2 separate regions of the Homo sapiens genome follow, and region 2 is linked to region 1. The links are chromatin loops, found by intact Hi-C in ENCODE. Cell type or tissue: PC-9. All regions are shown on one strand. Each heading gives the region's core, and the rest is flanking DNA. Links, peaks and the distances in the headings are about the cores only.

Region 1 (12,842 bases), core at 1,880-6,879:
GATGTCTGCAAAGACTTCATAGGCTTCTCACCCTGGCGTAAAAATACAATTATCAGGGAGTCAGGGAGTTGGTGTCCTGTTTGGAGTGGAGACAGGCCATACTGACTACCTGGAAGCTACACCTGAAGCTATCCACACTAAGCCTGATGCAACAGACAAGCAAAGCAAGTGAAAGCTTTGGCTTTAAAACAAAAGGAAAATGAGAGAACTTGGACTTAAGGGAAACCAAGATCACATCAGATTTCAGTCAGGTTAGGACATCTGCATCAAGCTCTACTGATTCTATAAGTTTATTTTTCTCTACCTTTGTTTTTCTTTCCTTCTTGTCACTTCTAGAGAAGTTTCCTTTTGAAAAATTATAGTATTTCAGCTGAAGTAAGGGGAAAAAAGGAATATTCTTTGGGCATTTGTATTGGGGCAAGGAATGCTAGCAGAATTAGTGTGTCCCGACTGGCTGGGTATGATGCAGCCACTGCCTGCCACCCCATGGGAAGCCTCCATGCAGCAAAAAAAGCAGACAGGAGTGTGGGAACAAGCCCTTCCCTACTCTCCTCCCTCCTTTGATCCTAACCAGATGCTGTTCAGGCCCACTCTGCCTCAGTGGGGAGCCTCTGTGCTCAGGGTAGCTTCTCTGGCAGGTGGCTGCAGCATCAAGGAAGGGCATGTGCACATGTGCAGAGCCAGCACAGAGCTCAGATGCAGAAAACCTGCAGAGGGGAGCTGTGTGCAGAGCAGAAAGAGTACAGCGATGTGACCCCTGTCTACAGCCAACTACAGGATTCCTAAATGGGCACAGCGGGCGCTGACTTCTTAAATCCATTTTTGTTAATGACAGGAAGTCACCAAGACTTATTTATAAAATTACTCAAATACACAGAGCAATGGTTTAAAATCAAAGTGTCGCAAAGTTCTAAATACTAAGAGACTGTGAAATTGAGATGAAATTGTATTTGTATAAGACCAGACAGTTACCTTGGCCCCATCCATGGGGAGGAGGGATGAATTTTCTAAACAAATCATTTGTATAATTTGTATAACATAATCAAGGGTTGGTAAACCACAGCCCATAAGCCAAATCTGATTCATAACTTGTTTTTGCACAGCCAGAGAGCTAAGAATGGGTTTTTACAGATAAACATTTATAATCAATTTGATGACAGAAAACACTAACTTTGGACCCCAATTAAGTGAAATGTTATTTTCTCCCACCAAAATTTCATTCATATCATTGGTAAATCTGAGTTATAAAAACATTGTACTCAATTATTACTATTGTAGTTTGAATTTAGTCAATTAAAAAATCTGCAAATTTTCTTTCTCTCTTATCATAGAAGTACCTACTCAATAATCTCAGTTTTGCCTCTTGGACCAAAATGCCTAAAATATTCACCTTTTGGCTCTCTACAGGAAAAGTTTGCTAACCTCCAACATAAGTTAATAATATAAATAAACTGGCAAAAAAATTTATTGAATTATTAAATACAAATATTTAGTAGTATTAAATACTGTTACAACAATCACATAAAATATTAATTTTAATATTTTAAGTAATTTAATTATTGTTCATTAAAGCACAACTAAGCCAGCACTCAATGTGCCTACATGGTAACTATAACACATTTATTTTAAAGTATACTCCAAGTCAGATTTTCTGCTGTTGGATGGGTCTTCCTCTCCAAAGTGCTTCTGGCTTCAGGCAAATCAATTAACACTGGACCTGATTAAAGGATTCCTGCTGAATGCTTCCCTCAGTGGCCCAGCTTTTTACTACTGATGACCTTCCAGTCTTCAGACCTGAGCTTCACCCTTTACTTCTCGCATAAGAAACTAGGAAGTGACTGTTAGGGGAAGCGCTAGGAACCAGGGAAAGGGATGGAAGCTTTGCCCAGCCCTTGGGATACCAGCATGGGCTTGCAGCTCCAGGGGCAGACAGGGTGAAGAACCTCAGTCTAAGGACTCATTCTGGATCTTCCAATCTGGGATGACACTGTCAGTCTAGAGCATGCTATTTTCACTCTTAGAGAGTGAAAACTATATATTTCACCTAAGCAACTGACCAAGCCATGGAGCCTTGCATATAAGCTCACAGCCCAATGCTTCAGGGAGCACTGTTTTGGTAGTGCTACTTTTTTTGTTGATAACAGCAATATTTTTAAATCTGAAAATGTGTATTTCCTGGGATGGGGTGGCATGGAGTTTGAAGGAACAAACGGGACAAGTTAGTAAAACAAGAAACAGAAGAAGAAGAAAAACATTATAAAGACATCAAAGTGGCCCAGACTGGCCCAGTAGGGCCTCTGCCCCCATGGTGGGGTAAACTTAGGCAGATGTTCCTGAGTGTTTTGAATGGCCTTCTAAGCACAGCAAATTTATAGAGCCGAGTAAAAGCCAGACCTGGAGTTTGCAAGTTAGCACCAGGAAAACAAGCTTCTCTTTTGCTGGAGTGTGCCTCCAGAGCCACCTGGTTCAGCAGCGCTTTGTAAAACAGGGGAAAGGCAAGCTAAGCAGAACAGATTCAGTCCTCTACATCTTTTGAATGTACTGATCAACAATAATAACTGAAGGCAATTACATAGGCAGATGCTGGGCTTAACGAGCTACCCTTATAAAATCCCACCTTCTGGGAGGATTGCTTGAGCCCGGGAGGTGGAAGTTGCAGTGAGCTGAGATCGCAACACTGCACTCCAGCCTGGGCGACAGAGTGCGACCCTATCTCAAACAATAAAATAAAATAAAATAAAATAATAAAATAATAAAAAATAAATAAATAAAATAAAAGAAAATAGTCCCACCTCTGCCAGTCAGCCTTGTTGGGGACCAGTTCCTCTCAGGACCAGCTGCAGGAACAGCCCTTGCTCCTCATCAGCCCATCCTCTCAGACTCACCCTGTCCCAACCACAGCTGGCCATGAGACACTGTCTTCTTTTCTCACTCTTTAGAAACAACAGCACAGCATTACCCAGAGGCAGGCAAGGAAACCACACCCCTGACTTAGCTGTGGTTTTATGCTCCCCTAAACCACATAGGAGAAGCAGCAGCAGGGCTGTGATCAGTTTTTTCAGGCACCTGAAGGGCTTTCACTGCAATAGGAATTAGAGTTGGCTGCACGTCCCACATTCAGGGCCAAGAAGAGGAAGTTAGGATGATGTGGACTCTGGGAAGGAAGGACTTTTGTGGGTCAGAAGTGTCCACAAACAGGATGGGTCATCACCACTCTAAGGGCGGTGAGCTTCTTATCATTGGAGGCAGGAGGTCCACTTGTGTGGGAGAGAAGGAGCCATGGATGGGAAGTTAGTCCAGATGGCCTTCACACTGCCCTGCAATCCTGGCACACTCTGATTCTTAACTCTAATGGGGAAGATATTTCTCAAAAACACAAAGGCATTTTAGACATCATATTCCACTATTCCATTTTCTCCTTCCCTACTCCTGTCCTCAAACAATTACAAACATACCTCGGGGAGCCTCTTTCATCAGGTTTTCTTACCTCCTGATGTGTCAGCAGGTCTTGGAGGTCAGGGCAGGCTGTGCCATGGTTTCCCCAATAACTAAGACATAAGTCGTCTTCCCAGAAGGCCTCCAGATTCCGCAGTTCCACCCACCTGCCCAGTTATCAAAGTCATTGATCCTTACGAAGCTCATCGGGAGACCATTAAAAAGGCCCTCAGACCTTTTCAAGAGCAGCTGGGCATATAACAGCAGCCGGCCCCTCTGAGTCCATTCCATGCCACCTACAGCACCACAACTCACCATCCACTTTGAGGACAAGCACTTTTGGAGAAGGGCTGCTTCAGCAGCATGCCCCTTGAAGAGCACACGCTCAGGACATAGCAGAGGAAGGCCTCTAGGACCTGGCCAGCACAACCTTCTCTGTCCCAGCCCTGTCCCTTCTAGCTGTGTTAGTAGTAGGGCAGACACTGCCACAGCCCTCACTACAAGCCGCGATGCATCCAAATGCGTCGCACATGCTCATCTATTTAACACTACACCAAACTATCAGGAGGATACTTTCATCATGCCTGGTTTGCAGATGAGGAAACTGTGCCTCTGAGAATTTTGAGTTCCAAGCACTAACATCTGGCTGCCTATCTTCTATAAACAGCCCAGTTCAAGTTCTAAGGTCCTTCATGTGTTGAAGCTCCAGTAGACCCACCATGTCTGTGGCCTCGAGGAAGCATAATATTGTGCAGAGGGCCAAGTGGCTCAGCTTCACCTGGATCCTTACAAAGCCCCTCCCACTGTGGGAAGCCCAGGCAGGCAGGCCACCCAATGGGGCATCACGCTGGGGACAGCAAGTCAATCAAACATGGACATGGTAGAGACCACGTTAGGAAGGGCCTTGAATGACACAACGAGACACTATTTCATCTCCTCTAACAATGGTTTCTTGCCTTTAAACGTTTTAATGGAACCTTTTCCAAAAGAACTCTCCATGCAATCTCAAAATCTCAAACAGGTAAAACTGGATGTTCTGCGGTTGAGGTTAGAGGGTGATTTCTCTGCTTCCAGGTGTGGGTGGGACCCGGTGGGTCTCCGAGGGAACCCAGGATTTGTGGAACAACACGTGGTAACTACTGATTCTTCACACAAAGAGGGTTGGGAAGGATCTGAGATGACTCATGAGGGTTCTTGGAAGAGCTTCGGTTTCCATTCTCCTGCCAAGAGTAGAGTAGACAGGAGACTCAGAAATATTTCTGATGGGGAAGGAAACCAGAAGCTCCCTCTGCCAGGCTGAGCACAAGTACCAGTAGCCACAGCAGCTCTTCCTATGGGCATGACAGCCCAAAGACACCTCCACTGGTCCCCTGTCCCCCAGGTGCCACAGAAGCCACTATGGATGTCCCTTTTCTTCCTTCTCTCTTCCAGGGAGGGTGAGACTTGAGGGAAGTGGCCAGGGAAGAGGAGCGTATGGGTCCTGGAGTTTCCTAAACACACAGACCAAGACTAAAGACTGGATTGTGGCAATCACTGCCCTGTGTTCCCCGAACACTCACTGAGAAAGAGATACTCCATACTTTCTTGGTGTACTCCAAGTCTAGAAATCACAGAGCCTTGCTGATGTTCCAAATTACGGTTATGGAGAATAAACATTAAGAGGTACAACTTGAGGCCTGGGAGGAACTTAGGGTTTTCCTCCAATGGCTGCATGAAAGCCACGCCGCAGGGAGATTTTCTCCAGAGGCAGCTGTGCAGAGAACAGAAGCAGGCCAGCAGTGAGGCTGAGGGCAGGCAGGAGAGCAGAGGGAAAGAAATGGAAATGAAAGATATTTCAAAAGAAAGTACAAGACTCGGCAAAAGGATAAAGGGAATGCAGAGGTGCTGGGCTGGGCAGGGCAGGAGAGAGTTGGGGAGACTGTGACACGCACAGGAATAGCCCAGGCAGGAGCCAGCCTGCCTGTGGGCAAACTGCTCTGGTGTCAAGCATCCTGCCTCCGAGAGGACCGCAGGCTGTAGACAGCGGAAGACGTGGGACAGGAGCTGGAGGAAGAGCCAGTCCCAGAGAGTTCCACTTTGGAGACAGTTTTTCAGACTTATTCAGTCTATAAGCTGTTCCTGTGACTTCTGCTGTATCCATATGGCATTAAAGCAATGTTTGTTCGTATCAAACAGACTCCTTTGAAATCAGTGAGTCCATGTAATCTTAGGTACTGCAAATGCATCCCAGAGGCATTCTGTCCCTCCAGATGAGCCCAGTTGAGCTTTTCTGTGATTTAGGAAGGGAGGCAAGATGGGGCCAGCAGGCAGAACATGGAGGGGCAGCTCAGGATCGGGGAAGGGTCTCAACCACTAGAGTGTTTTGGACAGGAATGGCTGTGACTGTGAGGGCTGAAATAAGGGGCACAGTTGAAAGAAAAAGCAAAGGGACAAACTGCAAAGCCAAGGTTATCAAAGGGGAAAGAAGAGCATCCCTCGGGAGGGAGCAGGGGTGGGTTGCAGGCACTGGGCCATGGTCATGTGGCAGGCCCAGTGATGCACAGATGGAGACAGTGACTGCTTGCATCCTTCACAGATGGGTCTTCCTTCTGTTCATGATGCAGAAAGCACTCTGGCTGGGTTACATCTACAGCTCGATCACTGTCCAGCCACAAAACCACCAGCAAGTCACCAGAGCCCTCTAGACCTCAATTTCCCTATGTGCAAAATGAGGTTAGAGTAGGAGGCCTCTAAGGCACCTTCTGGCTCTAACATCCTGTGTCCAGCCAGGCCAGCCATTGGACACTGAACTAATTCAACCATGGTCACAGAGGCAAGACCCTTGGGGACCAGTGGAAATAGGCCAAGGAAAAGTCTTTTCCCAGCCCAAAGTCTCCAGTCATCTCAGTCACACAGTCACTCACCGCAGGGGCCTCAGGGAGAACAAGACTAAGAACAAAAGCCCCAGCTACTAAGAAGCAACCCAGGATGAATGCAAGACTCCTGTGTTCAGAAGTAGCAGTTCTAACCCGGGCTGGAAAATACACAGTATGTTATGAGAACATTATGAATAACCCCTTGACCAGCAATTCTACCCCTAGGTAAATCCTAGAGAAAATCACATGGATGCACAAGGAAATACAACAAGAATGTGCATGCTGGCATTGTCTGCAACTCAAAAAACCTGGATATTACCTAAATGTGGACCAACCAGAGAACTAATAAATAATTGCAGTACATCCATACAACGGAATACTACCCAGCAGTGAAAATGGACAGGCGAGAGCCATGATACCAGCATGGATGGATCTCACATCATTACACTCACTCATTCTCTCAACAATCACTCACAAACACAAGTCCTCTGTGCCAAGGTGTTGTTCTAGGCAGCAGGGACACTCAATTTAATAGATGATGCCCCTGCCCTAGTGGGGGTAGAGAGAAAAGAAACCACCATTAAGTAACACACATAGCCTGACAGACTATGTTGAGCCCTACAGAGAAGCATCAGGCAAGGAGAAGCCAGGTGGGGAGAAGGTGCTATTAATTGTTTAAGCAGTGGTCAGGAAAGGCCAAATCACGTACTGGTCATGCTTCTTATTTTAAGCTGAGTGGTGGGTGCACAAGGATTCACTTTATTACTCTTTATACCGTTTTCTAAGTCTGATATGTTTCAAAATGATTTTCATTACAAACACGACTGATAAGGGAAGTCATTAACAGATGAGAGTATACATAGTCTTCCACCTCGAATGTAAATGTATCCCATGTTCATAAGCCTGATTCATGTGTTCCCACCCCCCATGACCAAACCCCCTACCTTGGAAGGCTGGTCCCTCTCAAGCAAGGTTTTCAACATTGAGCAGTGTTCCTGGAACCCTCACAGAGCCTGTCGCTACCAAGCCCGGCAGGGAACCTTGTCAGAGATCTGACTTTCGATGCTGAACGATGGGATTCTACTCCAAATTAAGTGGCCTTTTCAAGGTTCAGACCACCTTAACCTTTTTAATTTTTATTTTTATTTTTTGAGACAGAGTCTCACTCTTTCACCCAGGCTGGAGTGCAGTGGCGCGATCTCAGCTCACTGCAACCTCTGCCTCCTGGGTTCAAGCGATTCTCTTGCCTCAGCCTCCCGAGTAGCTGGGATTACAGGCGCTCACCACCATTTTTAGTAGAGACAGGGTTTCACCATGTTGGCCAGGCTGGTCTCAAACTCCTGACCTCAAGTGATCCACCCGCCTCAGCCTCCCAAAGTGCTAGGATTACAGGCGTGAGCCACCGTGCCCAGCCCACCTTAACCTTTTTACATCTGTAAAACATATATATAAAAAAAAATCCCTAGAACCCTATGCCCATTTAGGTTTTCATATTAAAGAAAAAATCAGACAGCAAGATGCACTTATTCAATGAAGCCTCTCTTCTGTGGAAATATGAAGTTACTCAAGGAGACTGTTCCCAAATCTTAACCTAGAAACTGGAAAGAGACTTGGCCACTGCCTTGCTGTATAACACGAGCAGCAGCTAAACGAAGAGCATCAGACAAAATCACCATCAAACCCTATCAGTCTGATAAGGAATTTGCAATTACACCCATCTGTCCCTGAACGCTGCCATATTTCCTGAACCACCACAAGAATGCCCCATCAAAAGCATATTCAAGTTAAACAAGATGGCGTTTAGCTACATCTGCAGAGGCAATATCCACAACCAGTACATGCATCACCAACAGCTACATCTATTTATACAACTCCAAGGGAAAATGCTGCCATCTGCCCTCCAGAAACCCTCTTTGTAGCAAATGATAGTGATATCTGCTTGGGGTCAGAATCCTCTCCCAAGAGCATGAGCAGCTACCTGTGTTGTGTGACATTCTGTCCAGCTAATGCCAACCCACCCCCAGGGCAGTGAGTGTGCGAGAAATGAGATGGACAGTGATGTGGCACGGACTATCAGCACAGAAGCCCGTGTGAGAACAGGTGAGGTGGTGTGCAGTGGTCCCGTTTTCTAAAAGGGCAGAGCTGTACAACGAACGTCGTTCAGCACTCAAAATCTTCAAGGCATGATCTAACAACCATGTTCTTCTTTTAATGCCATAAGAAGATTAATTAACAAAGCCAGTGGCATTTTGCTGTGCGTGTGGCGCTGGCGTTGTGTAAACCTTAAGCAGATGAAATTGCCCAGTATCCAGAGGGCCACAGGGGTGAACTTACTACATTATCTGATGCCAAAAGGGAAAGCCATAAGGAGACACAGGACACCAGCTCAGATGTATCCAGGTTGTCACCTTGAAGCGAGGGACAAGGACATCATGAAATTGCCCTTCGGATCTCTCAGCATGGTGCCCTTTACATAGGAAAAAGAAGGTGAGCCATAGAAAGACAGGCTTTATTTCTGAGAAACACAGGGCTCTCTGATCAGCACTGCTCCCAGCAAACTATTCCAAATGCCCAGAGCCAGGCCAACTATTTCAGGTCCCGTTTTACAGTATGGCAGCCTTGATGGGACAAGCTAAGAATGTCAAAGTTCCATCTAATCATCCACACATGCACAGACAGCCTCTGGCTATGCTCAAGATCTTATCTTGTGGGGCTTTCCTTCTAGCTTTTGATTCTAAGACTTCTCTGTCTTATCCTAGTGCTACAGGTTTGTTCTCCCCCTACACCTTCAGGACAACCATCCCCAGCTGATTCCTTTATTGAAGGGCCTGCCATGCACCAGGCACTGTAAGAGGTGCCTGCTTGTGCAGGAAACAGAGGATCCAGGTGCAAGTAAGTGTGTGGTCCTCAGGGAGAACACCACCTAGTCAGGGGGAAGGGCAAGGGGCAAATGGTTATGGATACTCTGTGAGGGAAGGTCACATGCAGAGAGGGTATTTACGAAGGACTGCCCAGGAGATGAGTCATGGAAAGGGTAGGACAAAGGGTAAAGTCCTGCAGTGAGCTGAGATGGTGGAGGGCTCAACATACACAGAGATCAAGTGCATGGCAAATTCAGACAATTCCATGTCACTCAAATATAGATATTCCATGTCACTCAAATATAAATCCACCCAAATATAGATCCAGAATAGAGGGTATTCTACCACACTGGTGGTATATCTTGTCAATTCCATTGCCATGTGCCAGGTTCACGAACCTCCCCATGGCCAGCCTACATGCTGCAGCTCAAAGGTGCTCAGCATGGCAACTTTCAGGAGAAGCCATTGCACCCCAGGGTCTCAGACCCAGAAGCTGTCAGATAACAGTGGCCCTATGTGCCCACCACACCTGCTGTCACCCACATGGAGAAGAAACGATACAAAACCGTTTCTCCCTGCAGTGTCTTGCTGCCCGGTCATACAACCGCAAAGACAAAAAGTGAAGAGAGAAGAATCAGTTTTGTTATTCGAGGAGCCCATTCAGCTAGATGACAGGATGCACTGCTACTATCTCTCATGATACGGCAGATTGGAGAGCACTCACAAAGCACTTAGGGTGCTTTTTAATTAAATCCCTTCTTAAGAGAAATTATGCTTCTTCTCATTGCATGATTAGTCAGAAAATCAAATTTAGACCAGATGATTCAGATGATGATGTGCTTCTCTCCCTCGGCTTTAAAGAGCAGTACTACAACAGCATTGCCCACGAGTTGACCAGGCACAGCTCCAGAGAAGGTAGTCAGAGGGGCTCCTGATGGATGAGCCTCCCAGGGCCCCTCCACCAGGAATCAGAAGAACAGCCAGCCGGCCAGTGTTCCCCGGTCCACAGCCTCCAGATGCAGCTTCCAGGGAATATCTGCTTGTCCAAGAAGGTGGGAAAACTGACTGTTCTTCTTCATACATCTAGAAGGTTAACATCTCAACTGTAATTTACAAAAGGTTCAGCTATTCTTGGTTCCAAGCACCTTTCACGTGAGGACTTCGACTGATATAGAGGGAATCTGTAATCCACATGATTTCAGAAACAAAGTCACCACGTTACATATCTCCTTTATTTTCAAGCCTGATAATGCCTAGATACTTTTGTGCTGCTGTTTGCTTACACAAGAATGAGTATTTGATTCAAGTATCACATTTCATGTTTTATGAAATTCCCATGAAACACTATATATTAAGCTGATTCTATTTTTTAGAAAGCTGAATTATGGGCCAGGCATGGTGGCTCACATCTGTAATCTCAGCACTTCGGGAGGCTGAGGCAGGTGGATTACCTGAGGTCAGGAGTTTGAGACCAGCCTGGCCAACATGGTGAAACTCCATTTCTAATAAAATAAATATAAAAATTAGCCAGACATGGTGGTGAGGCTGAGGCAGGAGAATCGCTGGAACGCAGGAGGCGGAGGTTGCAGTGAGCAAAGATTGTGCCACTGCACTCCAGTTGGGGCAACAGAGCAAGATTCAGTCTCAAAAGAAAAAAAAAAGCTGAATTATGAAAAAGCAAACATCTTGAGTGACTAAGCAAAGAATAACTATCTTTGAAATAAATGATACAGGATTGAACTACTTAAAATTTATCAACCATCTTTAGAAACATAATGCTGATGCAAACAAAATTGAGGGGGGAAAAAAAGAATGATTTCAGGATTTTCATTCCATGCCTAACAAATACAGTGTTTTTGTGTCTATCCACTTTTACTTAGATGGCTCCTATGCTAAGCCACTGCCAAGTTCCTTACGACGAGGGGCCTTGGCCGAGCCCTTGGATCTCCCACTGCAGTCATCTGCAAATCATCTCCTGGATTAATCAATGAGTAAACAGGAGATGCAAAGAACACTGAGATAAGAGCATCTCTGAAGAAGAGCAAGGGTGGCCCAGTGCCCATGCTTGTCTTCATAGGTGAGATCATCCCAAGATCACCCAAGTGATCATCTTTTCCTAAAACTCAGCCCAATCTTGATAAAGCTACCATGTTCTCTCATGATGCTGGCATATTAGGAAACACCAAATTTTCTTATAAATTGCCTTCTCCATTAGTCACTCTTTTGTGTGTGGAAGAGAGTCCTTTATTGCAGTGGTCCTGGACATTGTCAACAGTTGGGAGACCCACATGAGAGGTCTGCACAGACCGTGTGAGAAGATCATGCAAGAAGAGGCAGGGGATCAAGGGGAATTCAGCTTGAATGGATGGCATGTAGTTGCCTAAGAAGCCCAGAAAGACAGTAAAAGGTTGCTGCCCTCATGATATCTTCCCTGATTCCCCTACAAAAGACCTCTGAGGTCAGAGTATTCTGTACCAAATTTAGCAAGTCCAGATGGCTTCGTGTTGTGATTCTTTGTATGTAACTATATTCATTTTCTAACTCTGTATAACAAATTGCTTGGCAGCTTAAAACAACATACATTTATCATCTCACAGTTTCCATGGTGCAGAAATCCAGGCATGGCCCGACTGGGTCTTCTGCTGGGGGTGTCTCACCAGGCTGCAATCAAGGTGTCAGTTGTGGTCTGATCTGAGGCTTGGGGTCCTCTTCCAAGCTCATGTGGTTGTTGGCAGAATTCATTTCCTTGCAGCTGTAGAACTCATGGCAACTTGCTTCTTCAAGGTCAGCAGAAGTCTTTGACTTCTAGACTTTCTTTTCAGGGATTCATCTATTTAGGCCCATCCTACCTAGAATAATCTCCCCTCTGACTGATTCCAAAATCCAAAGATTTGGGACCTTAATTACATCTGCAAAACCCTTTCACCTTTGCAATGTAACCTAATCATGGTTCCATAATATTTACACATCCGTTATACTCACAGGTCTGGCCTAAACTCAAGGGGAGGGGATTATACAGGGTCTAAACTGGGGGAAAGAATCTTCTGGGCCACCTTAGAATTCTGCCTATCACAGGATTTATGTCACTTCCCCTACTATATTATAAATTCCCTCCTGTTAGCACTTTATTCTTGGCTTGATGGCACAATTTCTAATTGTTTCGTTTGCATTGTTCTCTGCTACCCTTTACTCAGACCCCAAAGTGACTGACTCACATAAAGCAATGAGGTAGCACTTGGTGATGACTGAATGAACCAGTCAGCTGATCTTTATTTAGAAGCCCCCAACCATAGAAAAATCAGGGCCTACAAACTGACAAAAAGCAACGAAATCTAGATTTGGGGAAAGATCGATGTTTATTCAATCCTCCAGATTAAGATCTGGAAGAGCTGGGAAAAGACAGATAGAAAGACAGGCGTGGACCAGCAGGATGCACACATGGATGGAAACTGTGTGGACCATGTTGGGAATGTGGGTAGATATGAGGGAAGCCAGTGAATCAGCAAAGCAAGGGTGGGCTGCCTGTGCGCACTCTCCTCACGGGTACCAGTCTGCCTTGCCAGCCCTGCTTTGGTTTGATCAATGAGTCCAACTCCCTGGTGTTTCTGTGAGCCCTCCTGGCTTCCAGTCCTCAGGCTCTGGAGAAGCAGTAAGCTCACCATTGTCTCCTACGCCCCTGGCCTCACCATGT
Region 2 (15,856 bases), core at 4,732-9,731, 91 kb after region 1:
CAAAGTTCTGGGGTCAGATGGACCTGTGTTCCAATTCTGCTTTCTGTCTCTCAGACATTAGGCAGGTACCCTTAAGCCTTGAAGTCTCAACCCCACACGAATAACATACGGATGACAAGGGCATATGCAGCATGGATGCCAAGGAAATGTAACAAAATTAGAATGATGCTCAGAATTATTCAAGCCATATACTTAATATTTTGTGCCTTCCCTATGTTTTACTTCATAAGAATAACAAATATTTAAAACATATATGTACCATTTCAATTATCTAGTAGTCAAACCAGAATTGCCTTTAAACACAGAAAGTATAGGCAGCTTCTAAGGTGGTGTGATTTGAGAGCCACTGACAGGCATACAGTGCCCCCAAATAGCTCCATCCTGTCCTTGCTGTGCAACCTGAAGCTCTACTATTAGGGATTAACTGCTTTGGTTAAAACCATGTATTTTTCAAGCATCTTTCAAATGCAAATACCATTGTGAAGCATCAGGGTAAAAGAGTCCTTTCTATCACTCCCCAGATAAAGGGGACACCGAGAAATGGCTGTCCTGAAAAGGAAAGTAGGGAGGGGGAGGAAAGGGTAACTGGGGGGCTCTGGGTTGAATAAAGGAGGACAGAGGCTGCATGTTTGGTCACAAGAGAGTGCAAGGAGAGAAGTCCCCAGAGGAGACACAGAGGCACAGCAAGGAAAGGCCAAAAGGACAAATTTCTCAACCGCAAGACCAGCTGTGGGTGGCCCCCCAGGGACAGCCAGAGGCCCAGGCTCCTTTTCAGCATCTCAGCAGGCTCCCATCCTGAGTTGTCCCACACAACTGGACCCTCACTGGCCCAGCAAGAAGCAGAAGGAGGAAGAGTAATTTGAGGTCCTGTCCCCCATTCTGGGCCCCAGGGGAAAAGGCTGTCCAAACAAAACCCTCCCTCACACAGAGGGAGGCGGGGAGCCTTGTGTATAAAATGCTTGGGAAGCCAAGTCAGCCTGGCCCCAGAGAGTCATGTGGGAGAGATGCAACCCACCACTGTCCACTGCCTGGCCAGCTGCATGGAGGCAGGTCCACAGAGAGAAGAGCAGGGCAGGGCAGGGCTGGTGGGGGCCTGCAGAATAGGGCTTGATTGTTAAAATAAATGTGTGACCCTGAAACAAATTTTAAAAATACAATGCAAAGTCCCAAAGAAATGACAGTTACACATCCATTGTTTTGGGCAATCTCTGGGATGGCTTCTACCCTACCCTTTATGAACCTACACAGAAAATACAGAGTGGACTCTGTCTAGTTTCCTTAACATTTTAGTAATTTCAGGGAGAGTCTTCCTATCACAAGTGTACTCACACTTGCCTTTTAAATTCAAAATACTACCAATTCCTTCTTCCTATTATAAGAAGCTTAGAGTGAAATGAAAATATTCTTCATGGCACCATCTAATACCACCATTATCCTTTTGTTGTATTTCCTTTCAATTTTTATACATTTGTTTCATCTTTTTGTTATTTATTTTTGAAAAGGAAATACCTTCAATTCACATTGTTCAAAAGTCCAAAGGCACAAAAGTCTACACAATGTTCTCTCCCCAGTCCTCCTGTCTCCTGGTCCCTCCAGCTGCCTGACTGCCCTCCTCAGTGAAAAGTAAAGTAACCAGTTTCCTGTTCATATGCATTTTAATGTGCTTATAAGGCAATTTTGAAACCTGCTTTTATTTACCTTAACAGCCCTTTTCCAGGTCGCTACACTATTAATGTTAACAATTACATGATATTCCATGAAGTTGATAATGTACTTAAACTTAACCTGTTGCAGTTAAACATTACGGTTGCTTTCAGATTTTCATTAGAAATAATGTTGCAATTGCCATTTTGGGGCACTGACTAGCTCTTGTCTGATTTGGGGTACTTCCTGAGGCTGGAGCCTCCAATCTCCCCCAGCCCTTTTGATAGCTGTGCTTAAGGTGAAGAGAAACCCATGGTCCACACCACACAAAGTTCTTCGGTACAGTCAACACCAGCCTTGCCACCCTATTGGGGGAAAAAACAAACAAACAAAACAAAACCAGCTCAGGCAGGAAAAACAAAACCCAACCAATTAGGCAAAGTCAAGCTGATGATGCCCAGACAGTACTGTCACATGCCAGGGCCCAATCACACGTCATGTCCCCAAATCAAGCACAAAGTCATCCTGAGAGATCCTCTGGCCTGGGTCCCTCAAACACATACTCATATCCCAGGGGATTTGCAGTGACACGAGGTTGACCTACAGAGTTAATGTGGTCCCTCCAGAACATCATTTTTACACAAAGGCCTGGAGAATGAGATACTGCATTTACAGTAATCACAGATACAGAGGCAGGCAGTTAGGGCCCTCCCTCAACTCTTCCTGGAGGTTGTGGTTTGAGGAATACTGCACCCCTTGTCTCTGGATTCTAAAGACACCTTGGTGTTTGATATAAGATCTATCTCAAATCCAGAAGAAAAGGAGTTGCCGAGGTGCCATTTGCAAGCATCTTTCAAGTGATCACAGCAGGTCCTAGGCAAAAATCCAAGGGCTGTTGGCCTCACCCTCAACCTCCCCAGCAAGGGACATGCAGGGTGGCCTTTCCCCTCCCCACTGCTACCCCAGTCAGCCCTCCTCTTATTCATTTTAGAAGTTTTTAGTGAAGGAGATTAAAGGCCAGACACTAGATAAATAGATGAGTAAGACAGACCACCTTTCAATAACTCATTCTACTGGAGAGAGATGCGTACATTTAACAACTATTAAAGCACTGATTTGCACTAAGGGCTCAGGGAGCACTGGGGGCAGGTGGGGGTGAGGGATAACAAGAACACGAGCCAAGTTTGCGTATGAACTGGCCAGTGCAAACCAGGCAAATTTCCTCCAGGACCAACCTTGGACAGGATGTGATTCCATGACCTCCCCAGCTGCAGCTCCTCCCGCAATTCTCTCTACTTACTTGCAGACCCTTACTGACTTGCAAAGCCTTTCCATTCAAAAAGGGTTCAATCTGGGACATGTGGATTAAAGTGTGGCAAAACTTGCCAATGAGGAATTAGGCCTGACCTCTCTGGGAGCAGTCTCCAATGCTGACGAGACAGCGCACTGGAAAAGCAAAAAAAAAAAAAAAGTCCGCAGAGGCTTGGGCTGCTGAGTAGGAGAAATTAATACATAGATCTAAAGCAGTTAAAAGCCAGCCTGACTCCGTGGCTGGCTCCTCACGTTGCTGGTGATTTCACCGCGACTAATGATGACCTGTCATTCTGAGAGCCCCCAGGGCCCTTATGCACTGAGGAAGGCCAGATTGCCAGTGCTCAGCATCCCTGAGCGCCAGCCGTGGAGGACCACAGCCTACCACGAGGTCTGGTTTTCAAACACTTGCTCGCTCCTTGGGGAAGAGCCCTGTATTCACAGCACAATTAATTGTGGACTATTTCTCAGGTGACCTTAAATCCTTTTCTATCTGCTGTCCTGGCAACAAGTTCCTGTCTCCAAAGCCTAACCCAGGACAGGGGCCAGGGAATCCATTCATCAACGGAGACCTGGAGGGAAGCCCTACTGATTTGGATGCAACAAAAAACCCTGGAGAATCCTGGAGTAGGATCAAGGTTTCTCAATGAATTTATTTAGAAGAAAATGGCAACTTCCGCTTCAACCTTACTTATGGTAAAGATCCAGGAAACTATAACCCTGATGGCTGTGGCTGACCGCAGCGAGGGAGCCTCGCTGCAACTACCTGGACATGCCCATGATTTCTGGAACCCACCAATGGGGCAACCTCGAATGGAAAGAAAAACCCAAGATGAGACAGAGGCCCAAACCTTCATAATCCTACCCTTAGCCAGTCCATCAAATATTGAGGTAAAGCAAAGCTCATTTTTATAGGAATTTTAAACACTGCCTCATGGTCAATGGAATGATTTAGAATATCTCTTCCTACTTCAAATAAATTGAACAGAATTAGGGAGTAGAGAAGGGAAATAACTTTCACAGGGTACCACTCCATTTACAATTTGTTTACTCCTCAGTCCAACCACATCGACCCCGCCAAACACCATGAAAAGTACTTTCCATACATTAGAATTTATTATTCTTATTTTTCAGGGAGGTTAAATAAAATGCCTGCTTAAGAATCATACTGCCAAAACTCAAAGGCAGGCCTAAAACCCAGAAGTTTTTAGCCCACACCTCATCACCAGCTCATGTTCTTTTCCTAACAGAAGAGATCACTGAATTTACCACCACAAGCAGCAGCTCATATGTCCCCTAGAGAGCCTGGAAAGGTATGGATTAACTATCTAAGTCCTGAACTGGCCTCAAAGCCTATTCTCTTTCTGCTCTACTGTGCTGATGCCTTTAGAAGACAGCAGGAGGAAAAAGCAGTAAGTGAAGTCCCCCACCTTCCAACAGAGCCACCCATGCCCATCTCTACAACCACTAACTGTTGTCATGCCCTCTACCTGGACATACATAGATCACAGCCTGTCTTCTTCAGATTACCTTACTACAATCTTTTGGAAGGAAATTTGGAAACATCTAAACTACATGGGTACTTTATCTTTTGACTTATCTTTTAGTTATAGAAATTTACCCTGACAATATACCTCCAACAACGTGAAAATACACATGCATGAGGCTATTCATTTTGCAGCATTGTTTGTAATTGCAAAATATTAAAAGCCTACATGTCATTACATAGGAGAGTTGTTGAATAAACTATAATACATCTGCATGATGGAATATGATGCAGATGTCATAAATAGAATAAAAAATATCTCTCTGAACTTATATGAAGTGATTTCCGGGATGTTAAAGTTTAAAAAAGGAAAATGAAAAAAAAATCTATAGCATGCTACCCTTTGTGTTAAAAAAGGCAATGAGAAAATATCCACATATCTGCTCATTTGTGCAATAAGAAATAACAGAATGATAAACCAGAAAGGAGACTAGTTATCTATAGAGGATGAGTGGAAACAAGAAAGGAAAGAAGAGGGGGAGAAAGAAAGAAGCGGGGAATGAGAACAGGATAGTGGGGTGAGGAGTAATTCACACTTCTCTGGTCTGCCTCTTTGTGTAATTCTGATTTCTAAAACCATGCTTATGCTTCTCACATATTCAAAAAATAAACAATTAAAATCAACCAGGATATGAGGAGAACCCAAAATGGAGTATGAGAAGTAACATACTCCATTTTGTGAATCTAACTGTATTACAAATAAATAATATAACCACACTGAAGGGGGCAGGAAAGAAAGAGAACTTAAGTAACTCTGAAAAACATCTTGGCTAGATACTGGAAGGCTCAGATTTGAAAAAAATTTACAATTCTTTTTTTTTTTTTTTTTTTTGAGACGGAGTCTCACTCTGTCGCCCATGCTGGAGGGCAGGGGCATGATCTCGGCTCACTGCAAGCTCCACCTCCCGGGTTCACGCCATTCTCCTGCCTCAGCCTCCTGAACAGCTGGGACTACAGGCGCCCGCCACTGCCCCCGGCTAATTTTTTGTATTTTTAGTAGAGACGGGGTTTCACCATGGTCTCAATCTCCTGACCTCGTGATCTGCCTGCCTTGGGAGTTTTTTCTACAGACACATAGGTTAACAATTCTGAAAATATATGTATTTGAAGACTGAATAAACAAACATTGTGGCTAATGGAAGCTGAGTTTCTTATTGATGAAGAGAGGAGCTACAAATAAAAGGGAAAGACTAGACTAAGGTCTGTGGGGTCAGATTAAAATAGGTCACATCAGTACAAACTCAGTGTTGTTAATAGAGACAGGAAAGTAAATATGCATATATTTGTATATAGCTGTATTTCCTAGCTCCGTGATCTCAGGAGGTATAAAACCAGCAACACCCCAGTATCAATGAGCACATCCAGCCTTCAAGATCTTGGTTTCTAAACACCGTTCTCCATTAAAAGGAAACATGGCTCCTTAGAGAAATGGCTGATTTCAGGATTGGGCAGAGAAAATACAAAATAAGCATGAAACTTCTTGAGATGCCAGAAAATATGAACATTCAAAAAATGTGATGAGGGAATGTTTAAGTGACACAAGAATCAACTTTAAAGATCTACCAATGGTCAAATCTGGAACAATTTGAGCAACAAAATAAGTGATGATAATACTGGGTTATAATCCATAGAATAAAACAAATATCCATGAGTTCATACTGATACAAATAAATAGAGATGAGAAGCTCTTCCTTACAGTAGAATTCTAATTAATAAGTACAGATGGAATCACAGAAACAGAAAATTACCATTTGGCAAACACTACAGTAATGATCGTCACAGGCAAGAATTATTAAGGGTTGTAAAAGCATGATGAGCAGGATGTTTACATAATTTCAGAGTATCTTATTGATTACAAAGGGAAAAACAGTAATTTCTTAGTGGAGAAACCACTACCCCAAGTAATCAAAGTTATCATCAGCGGTAATGAGAAACATTGGCAACACGTACCTCCATATACAATGAACTGAGAAGGGCATGACAATTCTGTGGCATTTTGTCAAAAATGTATAACTTGAAATCAATCACAAGGAAACATCAAACAAACCAAGCTTGAGGGCCATTCTACAAAATAATTAGCAGGTATTCTTCATATGAGTCAAGGTCATGAAATAAAAAGACTGAGGAACTGCCACAAACCAGAGACTAGGGAGACGTGACAACTGAAACAAAATGTGTGATCCTGGATTGGATACTGAACTGGACCTTGGAATAGGAAAAAGGGCATTAGTGAGACAGTGGACAAAATTTGAATAAAGTCTCTAGAATAGTTAATGGAAATGCATCAATGTTAATGTCTTGACTTTACTGCTTGTACTATGGTTTAAAAGATGTGAACATTTGGGGAAACTGAGTGAAGGGTATAAGGAAATCTACATATTATTTTTGCAACTTTTTGGGGAGCTCTGCAATTACCTCAAATGAAAAGCTAAAATATAAAAATAAACTTAAAAAATAAAATGATTCCACTAAATCCTCATTGCTTAAAAATTTGCCTGTATTTTTCTGTGCAACAATATAATGAAACATAGATAATAGGAAAAATGTGTGTGTCAATCCTGAGAAGTCCAAATGCCAATATCTTAAAGGCCAGTATTTTTAATAATTTTTTTAAGTCTCAGAGAAAATACCTATTTATGAAGAGCTAAGGAATAAAATCCACTAGTTTTGAGCTAAATATGGAAATTATCTTATCTTCTGTATGATAAACATTATCAAGAATATACCTTGAAAGGAAAAAAAAATCAACTGCTAGCCTCCATAGGCTATTTTCAGCTCAAAGAATGCCACATACTTAAAGGAAGTTTGAGCCACAACCTTGCAAACACATTACATGAAACAGAGCAATGGGGAAAGGGAATCTGGGAGAAGGGGAGCAGGGAGGGGGCATTCTCAGAACACATGGAATGTCCAGTGTCTGGAAGTTCCTAAGTATTCCAGTCTTTGGCAATGACACTTCTAAATTGTGAAAAATAATAACACTCTCTCACTATGACTCATAGAGGAAACAGTCTGTAATCAGTAATTTATTATTCTATTCCAAAGCTTTATTCACGGACTTTCATGAACTAAAGTCAGAAATCCTAACTTAGCATAATTTGACTTGACTTTTCTAATTTTGTTTTTGGGGCTTTTTAAAAAAATCATGCAACGTGTCACTGTAACTTGAGCAAGGTTCCTTCTAGCACTACCAACCAAATTCAGTGAGTCCACGATTCCATGAGGAGGTACATTTTGTTCCACGGGGCAGGCACTGCGTCTAAAATGTGATGAAGAGATGGCACTTGGCTGTGATGTCTATAATTAAGGAGCATCACGGCAATTACACAGCACAGCTGTTTGTGCGAAGCTTCCCTGTAACATGTGGTTTCCCAGCATATCATCTCTATCATAAGCTTAAAAATAAGAAGGAGCCTACCAGCAGACACAAAGCTAAGAATTCTGCCAGCAGGGACTCTGCCCACTACAACAGCCACAGAGACGTCCAGCAGTCTGCAGCAGGCCTCCTAGAAAACCTCCTGAAGCCTTCTGGACCCAATTCTGGCCTCCCTGTCTCCAGTCACACTTCCTGTAGACTCCAGCTTCAGCCTCGTCCTCATCCTCTATGTTCCCGTACAACTCTGAGCTTCCACATTTTCTGGCACTTACCACATTAAAGTAGAATTGGCCACTGACCACCCCTTTCTCCTCAGAAAGCAGGGTTCATGCCCACCCTTCTGAATTTGCCCAGGGTCTGACAATGCCTGGCTCATGCAGGTCCTCACCTCGCATTGGTGGGCAGGTGCAGCCTGTGGGAAGCACACCTCAACATCCAGCTCTGGGGCATATACCTGCTCACCTCACCCATTTTTACTGAGCTCCTGCTTGCTGGGCAATATTCTAGCTGCGAAGAATGTTGCAAAGACAAAGAGAGAAAGGAAGAGACTATCCTCCTGGAACTGAGGAATCTATAAGAGAGAATGACCTTACACACACAACCATGCAATTGGGGAAAATATTATAAAAAAGCAAAAAGTATAGCATGCTCTAAGACCATGTAACTGGGTGCCCTGCCAATTGCAAAAGCTTATCCAAGGCAATAGCAGGGCAGGAGGGTGGCGGGTGGAGATAATCTCAGCAGATAGTCACAGCCCCACCATTTAAAATACAAGAGGAAAAAAAATAGAGATGGGCCAAGTGCCCAGCCTCAGAGGAATGGCTACACATGGCCTATCCAGGCAAGCTAAGGGAATGCGACTACTGAGCCATTTAAAAATGACAAGCATGTGAACTATGTTGATTATGTGGGGAGATATTAATAGAGTTTATTATGTATTGGGTTTTTTCTACCATAAAGGTGCTTAGGTTCATTAAGAAAAATTTCAAAGCTTGGCCTCCACCACTCCTGCCTCAAGATAATCTTCAGAGTCCTGGAGCAGCACTGGTGGCCCTTGGGGGCTTGGTGGTCAGAGGAGCAGGCACAGGTGGCAGAATATGAGCAGTGGGAGGGCCGTGGAGGCCCGGAGGAGCCCCTTCATTTGACCAACGCAGACTCAGAGGAGGCGGGCAGCGCGTCCAGCTGGGACAGTGCCCCACGCCCTTTCCCTCCCCGACGTGTGGCCCTTTCAAGGAGCTCCTCAAATAAGGAAGGGGAGTGGGAGATCAGCAGCCACATCCTCTGTCAGGAAGAGAAGGCTCTCCCCAGGCGGATGTGGAAAGGCTTCCTGAAGTGCCCTGCGCCTGCTTCTGCTGCAGAAGATGACAGCTGGGCCGGTGCTCATTGGATGGCTGCCCGAGCTTGAGTGCTCCCCTTGTTTTTTGGGTAGTTTATTCCTTAGCTATTCAAAGGATGGTCCCTGGACCAGCAGCATCAGCATCACTTGGGAGCTTATTCGAAACAAAGAACCTTGGTCCTACCGGTACAGACCTACTAAAACATCACCTACATTTTAACAGGATCCCTAGAAGAGTCACTAAGATGGTGGAGGTTAAGTGTCAACTTGACTGGGCTAAGGGATACCCAGACAGCTAGTAAGACATTATTTCTGGGTGTGTCTGTGAGGGCATTTCTAGAAACGATTCACATTTAAATCTGTAGACTGAGTAAAGAAGAGCCCCCTCACCATTGTGGGGATGGGGAGGGCATCATCTAATCCATTGAGGGACCACATAGAACAAAAGAATCGAAGAGGGCAAATGCTTTCTCTGCTGGAACATCCATCTTTTCCTGCACTAGGATATCAGAGCTTCAGGTTCTCAGGCCTTTGGACTCTAGGACTTAACACCAGCTACCTCCCAGGTTCTCAGGCTTATGGCCTCATACTGAGAGGTTACACTGCCCACTCCCCTGGTTCTTGGCCATCAAACTCAATGACACCACTGGCTTTCCTGAGTCTCCAGCTTGCAGACAGCAGATCATGAGACTTCTTGGGCTTCATAATCACATAAAAAGTCTCCTCTTATGTAACTACATACATACACACACACACACACACACACACACACACACACACACACACACACATTCTATTGGTTTTGTTTCTCCAGAGAGCCCTGACTAATACAGTCACATGCACATTCAGATTTGACAAGTGCTGATTTAGTCCTAGAGTGTGGGAGGATTCATTTATTCATTACCCAAATAGTCATTGACTCCTCTGCTAAATCCTGGGGCAGAGCCAAAGTTCTGACAACATACCTGGAGGGTCCTCTGCAAGCGAAAGCCAGGTTGGCAAGTAATACAGCTGCCTTTCTACAGCCCCATGGAGAAAAAATACATGGCTGAAAAGCTTAAGATTTTTTGGGAAAGAAACCATAGGGTTGGGGATAGAACTTTGAAAGTCTTTTTAGAAAACTATATATTAACTACAACAATGAAGGAGCATTCAATAAAAATCAAGGGCCTTTTTCATAACTTCTTTCAGTAATAAGATGCTGTACTGTTTTTTTTCCCATTTAGCATCTCCTGCTAGCTAGAAGCTTTCACATTCTTTCTCGTCCAGAGTTTCCATGAGATGCTAGTAGATTAATTTTGTTTTGTTGCCTTCCTAAATGGCTTGTGTCTGCAACTGCCTGTGTTCAGCACAACTTTGGGTGCGAGGTAGACAGAGTCATCCCAGATGAGCCCAGTTGTTCAGGACAGGCTGCAAAGTGTCTAGGCCTCACCCTGAGGCCACACGGATGTCAGTCCAGGATCAGAACTGGTTTTCTGAGTGAAAACTCAAGTGCCAATGTGGAAGATGAGCTAGAGGAGTGAGCCTGAAGACAGGATGAAGAGCAGTGTCTTACAGTGGTGCAGAGGAGAGTGAGAGGGCCTGAGCCGAGGCAGGGCATGGACGGAGAGCACTGGGGCAGCAGACACCAGGTACAGGCCTCCATACCTGAGCAATATGTGGGGAAGGGAGATGGCCAGGCCTCTGGGTCGGGTGACTGCCCACAGGTTTTGCTGACAACAGACACACATAACAGTGGTCATGCTGAGTTTGAGGGGCTGCTAGATTTGACATCCCATGGACTGACAGAAGTACAGGCAGGAGGGGAGGGCCAGGGATCTGGGCAGAAGGGCTACTGAAGCCACAGCCAGAGAAGCTGCCAGAAAGAGAGAGGGAGAAAGCAGGGGAGCCGGTGGGAGAGGGAAGTTTTTAAACGACTGATGGTGAATGCCCTCCAGTGCCCAAGAGAAGGGGAGAACACAGCAAGAAAAAGCTCCCTGCATTTGGCAAGGAGGAGGTTGCAGGTAACCTGCAAGCACACTCCACAGCTGGCAGAGTCAGCGGAGAAATGCAGAGAGCTGAGGGGCCTGCTGGCTCCTCAGCGTGAAGGTAAAAGTAGTCTCTAAAAACAACCACCATGCTAGCCAGCTTGAGACTAAGATAAATAATATTTCTGGATAATACCCTCTATTGTCAAGTTTTCTCTGTGGAGCAATTTGAGGTCTTCATGGAGGTTCCTAACAGCCTTGCTGTGGAAACTGCTTGGAACAGATTCAGAGGCATCCCCTGCAGGCAGCCTCTGGAGGAGTGTGTGGGAGGGCAGTGCAGGGGATGCCACTGAAATAAAACTCCCAAAAAGAAACCAAAAACTCGGCCAGGCGCGGTGGCTCATGCCTGTAATCCCAGCACTTTGGGAGGCTGAGGCAGATGGATCACGAGGTCAGGAGATCAAGACCATCCTGGCCAACATGGTGAAATCCCATCTCTACTAAAAATATAAAAATTAGCTGGCTGTGGTGGCACGTGTCTGTAATCCCAGCTACTCAGGAGGCTGAGGCAGGAGAATCATTTGAACCAGGGAGTCAGAGGTTGCAGTGAGCCGACATCGTGCCACTGCACTCCAGCCTGGCGACAGAGCAAGACTCTGTCTTAAAAAAAAAAAAAAAAAGAAAGAAAGAAACCAGAAGCTCAATGCAGTGCTTCCCAACTACTAGTGTGGAAGGACATTTCAAGTCCATTGCTGACCAATGCTTTTGTAAAAAACAGTAAAAATAAATTGCCAGTAAAGGAAATAAAAAAGGATGTATAAGTACATGTCAAATATTTTAACATTAGACTCAATACACAAAATTGAATTTTAGTAAATATAATCTGAAAATATATAACTTGCAGAAAAAGGAAAGAATTAGACAATACAAACATAACAAAAGCAAGCATAGGCCAATCGATATAGAAGATCACTATTATTCTCATGTTTTGTTGTAGCACAAGCAAAAAGCTAATACTTGGCCAGGCATGGTGAAACCCCATCTCTACAAAAATACAAAAGTTAGCCAAGTGTGGTGGCCCACCCCTCTAGTCCTAGCTACTTGGGAGGCTTGGGTGGGAGGATCACTTGAGTCCAGGAGGCGAAGGATGCAGCGAGCCAAGAAGGCACCACTGCACTCCAGCCTGGTGACAGAGTGAGACCCTGTCTCAAAAAATCAAAACAAAACAAAAAAGCAAAAAAGCTAATACTCATACAATGAGAAAAAACATCATATACCAATATTCAAAGTTTTTAATAGGACAACTTAGCTTACCTTTTGCTTGTTAACTTATCTATTTTAGGTTGGATAAACCAAGCTACTTGCAGGGGCTAAGATATGTCTAAGTTGTTTCTGTATTTCATTTTAGCAACACTCCTAAGGACAGAAAGGAGTCTCACAGAGGTATGTTGATGAAAATAGGGAAAGAGGTTTTAGCATAATTTTGGCAAGCTCAGAACATTAATTTTCAACTTTTATCCAAAATGAAAGCAAATGCTATATTATCAAAACACACCTTGAATCTTTCAGTAGCTGCCAGTTCCACAATTTATCCTGTGCAGTTACGGCTAAATTTAAATTATCTTTGGTTGAAATCAGTAGCTACTACCATACATTTCCTAAACATAGATCATTTTTGGTAAAAAAATAAAATTCAAAATGCTTGATTAAATTCATAAGGTATTTGATGACAATGTTTCATAGATGTGCAATATTAAGATCATTACGTCACAAATCGCTGCAGTTAAATCATGGGACGTAACATAGCAATCTGTAGAATTTCTGTGCTTGTGAAACTGATAACTTTTTTTCTGCCCACTGATCTTTTATCCCATTAAAAAGAAGTATTGCATTCCTTTGTGCATGGGGGTTTTAATACCTCGGATAACAAACAAATAAGCAAATCTGGTTGTCTAATTCATTTGATCTACAGATTCACTTTCACTGCAATCCCAATAAATATCCCAGATTTTTTAAATAAAAAAAATCAACAATCTGATTATTAAAATGTATATAGAAATACAAAGGGCATAGAACAATCTTTAAGGAATTGAGAACAAGCTGGTTCCTTGCCTTCAAGAAATGCTAAGAACTTATTTCACAGTTTATTTTCCACAGAACTTTTCCATAGGTAACTGTCATACCTCAGCATGCAATATCAGTTTATAATTAGCTTCCATTTTAGCATATAAAAGGAAGGATAATTTTTAACACCTTTGCCTGTATATATTTTACAATTCTTATATCAGCACTAAGCAAACTGTTTAGTTTGGATGACATTTTTTTCATACCCAGACTTTCTCAGTGAAGGAAGGAGTGCACTGATTTGCATTCTGTTAAAAGCTCTTTAATCCATGGGGCTTCTCTAGAATATTTTTCTGTCGTTGCAATGATGCTGTCAGAACACACTATCCTGTACAAAACTTAAACTGCAGACCACTCTTGTTGAAAATGTAATTCTTCAGTTTTATATCATTCAGAGCTAGTTGTGTTTATCAGTAATAACGCTGAAAAGACTTCTTCCATCATATCAACATGATGAAATTACACACTTACTAGAAGAATTGCCACTTAGCAAATCTGTGCATTCTTTAACCTGTAATGAAAATTCCTTACTGACTCCATTTGTTCTATGGGTTGCTTTTCATATATCATTCTATATCATTAGCCAGTTTCTGAATATATCATTGGAAAGCGATGTCTGAGGTATCTTCTTTGCCATAGATTTACCCAACACTTCCACACAAACATTTTTGATGTAGTCTTACATTACTGGCTTGATCATTTGAATATTGGCTTTTTATTCTTAGCAAACCAAACTGTTACTTAGTGAGAAACCCACAAAGTACTAATGCTGATATATGAAATAGTGAACATTGGCATCAGTCAGCTCTTTAACTGGATTCTTTCTTTCAAAGAATTATTTTTGTTTTCAATAATTTGTTTTACATGTAAATACTATTTACATACAGATGGTCTTCTCCCTTCATTAGCACTAAATTCTCACAGAATAACATACACAGTGGTTTTAGCAGTTTATTTAGCTAATTATAGCTATAAAAATGAATATATGAATACTTCCAGGTATAACTAATATAAAATATTTTGCTCTTGAAATGACTTCCATTTTCACCATTTAGTTTACAACCCACTACTGCCTATTCAAGGAAACGGGTCTTTTCTTGACCAGAAAAAAAAAAAAAAAGTCCAGTGAAATTTATTTTGCCCTTCACCATCAGTAAATTAAGGTTACAAATAAATTAATATACATTGACCAAATAATATTCAACTAATAATATTAAGCATTAAATTAAGCTACTGACTTTATTTACATATGATGTGATTACATACACAGAAAATCCTAGGAAATCTATTTAGTAAAGCTACTAGAAATAATAAGTTTAGCAAAATTGCAGGCTATAAGGTTAATATAAAAATATCAATTTTATTTCTATATATGAGCAATAAAATTTGGAAATTTAAATTTATAATAGCATCAAAAAATGACACACCTAAGAATAAATTTAACAAAGTATTTGCAAGACCTGTACCCTGAAAATTATAAAACTTTGCAGGAAGAAACTGAGAAAGCTCAAATAAATGAAGATACACACCTGAATAAATAGAAGACTCAATATTATTAAGATGTCAGTTCTCCGCAAATTGATCTACAGATTCACTTTCACTGCAATCCCAATAAAAATCCCAGATTTTTTAAATAAAAAAAATCAACAATCTGATTATTAAAATGTATATAGAAATACAAAGGGCATAGAACAATCAAAATAATTTTGACAAAGAATTTGAAGACTTGTACTACTTAATCTCAAAATGTACAATACAACAATGGTAATCAAGAGTGTATAGCATCGGCCTAAGCATGAACACACAGAGCAATAGAACAGAATATGGAATCCATTCGTAGAACCACACATACACCGTCAACTGATTTTCAACCTACGTGCCAATATAAATCAACAGGAAAAGATAGTATTTCCAACAAATGGTGTTTGAACGACTATTAATAGACATCCATATCTTACCTCATCCATAAAAATTAAGTCAAATTGGATTATAGACCAAAATAGAAAAACTGAAACTATTAAATGTCTACCAGAAAACAGAGGATAAAATCTTTGTGATCTTCAGATAGGCAAACATAAAACATAATATAACATAAAAGAGTACACAGTGAATAAGTTCATTCATATGAAACTCTAGAAAAGATAAATCTAATCTAATCTAATCAGGAAGCCTATCAGCAATCGCCAGTGGCTTGGAAGCTACAGGTGGGGAGCGGAGAGGGCCTAGAGTGATTGAGAAGGGGTACAAGGAAATTTTTGAAAACATGAGCATGTTCTAAACCTCGATTGTGGTAGTGGTAGATACATGGGTCTATACATTTGTCTAAACTCATCATATTGTCAAAGTGGGTGCATTTTTCTGAATGTAAAGTATACCTCAATAAGGTTGATTAAAAATAAAATCCTACCTTCTAACCTATTTCTAAAACACAGGACCAGCACACAGATCACACACCATATGTAACTCATCACATGAGTCCAGCAATACCCAACCTGTCCTATATTTTGGTCAAAAAGATGTGCTTATTCATCACTGGCTTAGATACTGCGACA

What was found. Hi-C counts contacts between places; a loop is a spot of excess contacts. Peaks named below come from ENCODE experiments on the same cell type or tissue, not always from the same donor. Only the 100,000 strongest peaks of a DNase experiment are listed, where the experiment ranks them.
Region 2: it touches region 1 in a loop (3-fold over the local background); 1 of 110 quality-filtered maps calls a loop at or near these places.

The regions. Positions count from the first base shown.
Region 1 is chr18:36,524,399-36,537,240 of GRCh38, reverse strand. All of the region lies in intron 5 of FHOD3 (formin homology 2 domain containing 3), which reads right to left. Among named protein-coding and RNA genes, the nearest start is that of FHOD3, 230 kb to the right of the region's middle. In PC-9, for the core only: no CTCF peak of the experiment used is centred there; a DNase peak (open chromatin) is centred at 4,540.
Region 2 is chr18:36,433,670-36,449,525 of GRCh38, reverse strand. All of the region lies in intron 3 of FHOD3 (formin homology 2 domain containing 3), which reads right to left. Among named protein-coding and RNA genes, the nearest start is that of FHOD3, 140 kb to the right of the region's middle. In PC-9, for the core only: no CTCF peak of the experiment used is centred there; no DNase peak of the experiment used is centred there; H3K27ac peaks cover 376 bases.